Regions from separate parts of the Homo sapiens genome. Here region 2 is linked to region 1. Evidence: read pairs that join two places in POLR2A ChIA-PET (ENCODE). Cell type or tissue: PC-3. All regions are shown on one strand. Links, peaks and the distances in the headings refer to the core of each region. The heading gives the core; the rest is flanking DNA.

Evidence for each region. ChIA-PET counts read pairs that join two places held together with the same protein. Peaks named below come from ENCODE experiments on the same cell type or tissue, not always from the same donor. Only the 100,000 strongest peaks of a DNase experiment are listed, where the experiment ranks them.
Region 2: POLR2A ChIA-PET joins it to region 1 with 9 read pairs; 3 of 35 experiments call an interaction of 5 or more read pairs at or near these places.

Annotation. Positions count from the first base shown.
Region 1 is chr4:10,107,712-10,110,883 of GRCh38, forward strand. All of the region lies in intron 2 of WDR1 (WD repeat domain 1), which reads right to left. Among named protein-coding and RNA genes, the nearest start is that of WDR1, 7.5 kb to the right of the region's middle. RefSeq lists an enhancer at 1-487. In PC-3, for the core only: no CTCF peak of the experiment used is centred there; a DNase peak (open chromatin) is centred at 1,610; H3K27ac peaks cover 1,534 bases.
Region 2 is chr4:11,450,506-11,453,677 of GRCh38, forward strand. No RefSeq gene overlaps it. Among named protein-coding and RNA genes, the nearest start is that of HS3ST1, 23 kb to the left of the region's middle. In PC-3, for the core only: no CTCF peak of the experiment used is centred there; a DNase peak (open chromatin) is centred at 1,426.

The DNA.
Region 1 (3,172 bases), core at 457-2,956:
GAATTCTGCCACCACCCCTGGAGGAGTCCGGGGGCCTCTGAGGACATGAAGGACACCAGCCAGCAATCAAGGAGTCACACACGCGAGCAGACCCAGGACCCACGGACTTCGGCAAGTGACAGCATGTAACAGCACCCAGCCCTGCCAACACAGGGCCTGGTTCAAGGCCCAGTGGTGCCCATTTGAAGCAGAAGCTTTGGACTTGACCCGGGAGGCCATTCTACTCTGTCACACTATGCTCAGGTCCCACCAGCCCCCACCTCCCACCTGTGCACTGAGGCATCCTGCCCAGGAATAGCTGGTCTTTTTCTGAGAATCCTGTTGAATGGCAAACCTAAACATACTCCCCCCCGGCACCTGTACAATGTCTGTGCCGCCTTTGAGACTCGCTATAATACACAGGTCATGCAAACAAGCACACAGAAGCGACATTTCCGTAACTCTGTTATGCCCCAGGCAGCAACATTTACAATTAGTGAGCCCTGAGCCCCTCAAAGCTCTCTTACTTTCCTATGTCCTCCCAGTCTCAGGTGGGTGACGGAGGGGCCAGAGGTCACTACTCCAATTTACAGGTAGGCTGTGATGACCCTGGGTCCTGGGGCTTGGGTCTCAAGGCTTGCCACTGGTATCTCAGCTCCTGGCCCACAGTGAACCTGATGGAACATGCTAGAAGGTTGGAGATACCTGCCCAAGCAAAAAACATTTCAGCAGATGACGACACAACACTGATGAAGGGGCCTGCTGTGCCCTCCTTTAGCTGCCAACTGTCCCCGGGAACCCCAGAGAAAGTCTCAGGCGTCCTCCATGGTCCACCCAGGCCAAGTGAGCGTGAGCTTCCAGTCAGGGCACTGGCTTTGTAAATACTCCAAGTTCCTGCAAGCAACAGAGGCTGAAAGCTGTTACTGCTGTAACTGACCTGTGCAAATATAACTGGCCAGGGCCCTTATGTTCACTGGTGACTACAACTAAGGCCAAGGCTGAATGACAGCAAAAAACCTCAGCTCCAAAGCAGGAATGTAAACTTCTGCGACAACACAACGCCTTCTCCTAATTATCTTTTAAGGCCCAGGCAAAGGGCTTCTCCTCCAAGCAGCCTTCCCTGATGCTCCAAGCTAGAAATCATCTCTCCCACCCTGAACCCCCACCTTCCCTGACTCCCACCCCACTGCCCTCACTACTTTCCACCTTGGACTACACATCATTTGTGCCCCACCTGCCTTCTGTACTACGTGGACACCAGAGTGGGGAAGGTTCACACTTGATTCACCATAGCAGCTGCCAAATACCGACAAAGACCAGAACTTGGCTGGAGCCTGGTAGCTGTTTATCAAGAAACAAATCCCCACCGGCCACTTACTATTCACTCTCAGACAGGCCCTGGGTGGGCCCCTCAGTGGATTCTCTTTGAAACCTCACAACACCTGCTGTAAGGAAGGTAACCTCATAATCCCACATGACAAAGAAACCAAGGCAGACACTGGGCGATACGCCCCAGGCCACCCAGCTGTTAAGTGGCAGCGCCAGACCTGAACTCAGGGCCAGTTGCTGACTCACCTGGGTTATGAGCATATAACTAACAGCACGGTGAGTCAAGGGAGGTAACAAATGCTCAACACCTTCACACAATCCCAGGTCACGTCACTGCAAATCAGGGACCATATGTGGCGGCCTTTACTCCTCCCTGTGGTTTTGTTGTCTTCCTTACGGTTGGTCTCAATGTTAGTGTGATTCTTTAATACAGAGAATAAAGTCTGCACTGGCCAACCAGCTGTGTGCTTCCAAACAGTGTACAGGCAGCTCCTTGAGCTGGCTGAGGACGGGGTGGTCACTCACAGGCCGCCATGCCCTGAACGACTTTCCCCTCCTGCCTCCCAGCTCAGCCTCAGATGCCTTGAAACAGGCCTGGGGGTACTCACCGTGTGGCCCTGCACAGCAGCACCCCTCATTGGACTACGTGTGAGCGGGACACCACCACCTCCGTTTTCAGTCTTCCCCTCTCCTACTCCCCACCCAGGGCCCACCAGGGCCTTAACTGATGAGTTGCAAAGGTAGACCTGGGGGTGGCTCCCAGGGTTCAAATTCCAGCACCTTCCAGAGGTTCAGCATCCTCACCTCTCAAAAGAGAGATGAGGGTATCCACCCAACAGGGCAGTCATGAAGACAAGAGCAGAGGTCCCTGCCAGGGCCCAGACAACCTTCTGAAGATGCTTTACGAATTAGCTCCGTTAAATCTTACACTGATCCCATGATAACATTCCTCCCACTCTCGCAGGCATGGAAACAGAAGAGGCAAGCACACCAAGTTTCAGCCACAGACCAGCACAAAATACACTCAACAAAGAACAGAGAGGTGCTCAGGGGTATACACTGGATTGGACAGTGGGGCGGGGGTAGGGGTGGGATGCTGGCCTTTCCCTGGAGAGCAGGCAGGACCCATACGTAGAAGTGACAAGCAAGGTGACCAAAGCTAAGGACCCACAGGTCTAAGGAGCAGGCACATCGCCAGGGCAGGGAGTGCCTGCCCATCACTGAGACGGCGAAGAGACGCACACAGGGCCCTTTCCTGTGTCCACAGCTGTCCCTAACAAGGGCCTTGCAGAAGGTGGAGGTCACTCTCCAAAGAAGCATCTCCAACTACTCTTGGGCAAGGCCATCTCTCCAGTAGTCTTACGCATGAGGCTAAACCTCTTCTCTTACCTCAAAGATGGCTTCAGTATCCCTCCCGTTACCTCCAACAGGGCAAGAAATGTACCAAAAGCAACACACAGGAGGCCACAGTGGGGCTGAGAGGACCCAGGTACACATGCTGTTTCCTGCCTGGTTTCTCCCCACCTCTGCCGTGTGTCTCAACGCTCCTCCTGGAGAACTCTTATTCATCCTTCAAGACCCAACTCAAATGTGGCACTTCTCCAGCAGCTGTCCCCGCTCTGTGGCACAGCTGGCTCCTCCCTCACATTCCCAGAGCACCCAGGGCATTGTTCTTTTGAAGCACTTAACCTGGTGCCTTCGAAGGTTCTTTACCAGAGTTTTCAACCTTGGTACCCCTGGCATTTGGGGCTGGACAGTTCTTTGTGGAAGGACGGCCATGTACCTTGTCGGATGTTTGGCCACAACCCTGACTTCAGATACCAGTGGCACAAAAATGTCTGCAAACGTTGCCAGATATCCCTCA
Region 2 (3,172 bases), core at 305-2,804, 1.3 Mb after region 1:
AAATGCATTGAGCACACATTGAGCACACTAAAACAAGATGCATGCATTTCTTTACACCAGAATAAAATCAACTTTTGTTAACAACCAAAGGAGAAAATGTCCTTGCTTAAACAATGGACCCACGGCTTCCAGTTTTCACGGAATCTTCTGAGATAGCTGCTCTCTTGCTGAGTTCACCATAGTGCTCGTGTAATCAAATCCAGTAGGCATACTGTGCCCTCATTTTCCTCAACCCTCCAGCAGTATTTAATGTGGTTAATCCGTCTTTCTTGACACGCTATCATTTTTTCCTGGAAACCCGCCTGCTTCTCTTGCCACCCTTGACCCTTGCCTCCTTCTCAGTTCTCCTTGTTCATTTCTTCCTTTTGTACCCAAACTCTAAATGTTACACTCCCCTCCTAGTTACACTTGCTTTTGTCACCAAAGGCATCCCATCCACTCCTTCTATATTCAGACACCTTCTTGGTTTATGAATCTGCCCTTCTCTCCCTTGTGATCACTTATCTAGCTGCTTCCTTGACATCCTTGTTTGGATGTCCCCAAAATATTTCAAACTTACATCCAAAATGAAACTCTTCAAGGTAAGTCTATGACATAGAGACTGAATGAAGGTCCATGTGTCAAGTGATATAGTAAACATTGGTGTAATATAATTTTCTTATTTTTTCAATTTAAAAATGTGTGAAAGTAGAAGCTCTAATATTTTCTTCCTGAATCTCAATGGATCGTATTGCTTACTCCTTAAAATACAAATTACCTTCTTAAAGACCAGTGTTTGCATTGCCAAAATCATAGATGATTCTCTTCTCTGGAATCTTCAGATTCTCTGTCTTTTAAAATTAGAAGTGCAACAAAAATTCCAGGTTCTGATGAGACTTGCAAAATAAAAGGATTTTTCTACTGTCACTTTATTTTATATGTTATGCAATGTTAAGCGACATTTATATAGTACTCAAATTATTTCCAATCCCCTGTATATGATGTTTTTAAGTAAGGTCCTACGCCATTTGAACACCACTCATCCACTCCCACACCAATGTTTACAGGAGAAGGACACAGAAAGTTTTGACCATAACCAGCGAATTTTTTTTTTTAACCAATTAAACATGACAACATAATTTTTGGAGAGGTTTTTGTTACAGGGACTTTGTGACATACCTATTCAAGTTCTAGCTGTTTGCACTGTGTCTTAAAGGAGCTGCAACTATCTTGATGTATTTATTAATTACATGTTTCTATTTCTTCCAAAAATAAAGGTAAACATAATTACATGCTGAGTGTTGTTCAGCTTTGGGGTTCTAAAAAGGTAATTTGAACCAGATTCCTTTAGTCTCTTGTTACTTAAAATGTGATGCATCAACTAGCAACATTGGCATCACCTGGGGCTGTATTAGAACTCACATTCTCAGGCTCCACCCAGATCTGATGAATCACAACCCACATTTTGAACAAGATCCCTATGTGACTTGTTTGCACACTAAACTCTGAGAAGCTGTGATCTAGAACTGTAAGCCTTTCGACTTCTTAAAATCTAGCTTCATATTGCTATCATTCACTCAAATTCTATGTATTATGATTCTGACTCTGTAGCTTTTACTTGATAAAACATCAGATTGAGCGCAGTGGCTCAATCCTGTAATCCCGGCACTTTGGGAGTCCAAGGTGGGCGGATCACGAGGTCAAGAGATCAAGGCCATCCTGGCCAAGATGGTGAAATCCCGTCTCTACTAAAAATACAAAAATTAGCTGGGCATGGTGGCACATGCGTGTATTCTCAGCTACTCGGGAGGCTGAGGCAGGAGAATCACATGAACCCGGGAGGCGGAGGTTGCAGTGAACCGAGATCACACCACTGCACTTCAGCCTGGCGACAGAGCGAGGCTCCATCCCCCACCCCCCAAAAAATCATAAGTTTAGAAATTATTTAACAAATTCAGCAGAAAGAAAAATTATTTAAAATTAGAAAAATGGTTTAAACAGATATTTCACTGAAGAAAACATGATGGCAAAAGCATGTGGAAAGAGGTACATCATTAGTCATTAGGTGAATGCAAATTAAAACAACAATAAGATGACACTACACAAGTATTAGAATTGCAATAATAATAATAATAACCACAACAATAATACTTAACAATATTAAGAGTTGATGAGGTTGTAGACTCTCTACTGGTCTAGTACTCTCATACATTGCAAATGGAATTGCAAAATTGTATAGTCACTTTGAAAAACAGTTTGGCAGTTTCTTTTGCTTAAACTTTTATTTTAGGTTCAGGATTACATGGGTAGGTTTATTGTATAGATAGACTCACCTCATGGGAGTTTCTTGTGCAGATTATTTCATCACCCAGGTACTAAGCCTAGTACACAGTAGTCATTTTATCTGATCCTCTCCCTCCTCCTACCCTCCACCCTCAAGTAGAACCCAGTGTCTGTTGTTCCCCTCTTTGTGTCCATGTGTTCTCATCATTTAACTCCCACTTAGAAGTGAGAACATATCGCATTTGGCTCTCTATTCCTGCATTTGTTTGCTAAAGATAATAGCCTCTAGCTCCATCCGTGTTCCTGCAAAGGACATGATCTCATTCTTTCTTTATGACTTTCTTTATGACTGCATAGTATTCCATGGTGCGTGTATATATATATATATCACATATATATCACATTTTTTAATCCAGTCTACCATTGATGAGTATGTAGGTTGATTCCATGTTGCTATTGTGAATAGTGCTGCAATGAACATATGTGTGTTCTTTTTAATAAAATGATTTATATTCCTTTGGGTATATACCCAGTAATGGGATTGCTGGGTGGAATGTTACTTCTGTTTTTAGCTCTTTGAGGAATTATCACACTGCTTTCCACAATGGTTGAGAAAATTTATACTCCCACCAACTGTGTATATGTGTTTGCTTTTCTGCATAACCTTGCCAGCATCTGTTATTTTTTGACCTTTTTTTTTGAGACAGAGTCTTACTCTGTCACCCAGGCTAGAGTACAGTGGCATGATCTTGGCTCACTGTAAGCTCTGCCTCCTGTGTTCAAGTGATTCTCCTGCCTCAGCCTCCCAAGTAGCTAATTTTTGTATTTTTAGTAGAGATGGGTTTCACCACCTTGGCCGGGCTGGTCTCGAACTCCTGACCTCAGATGATCCATCCAGCTCGGCCTCCCA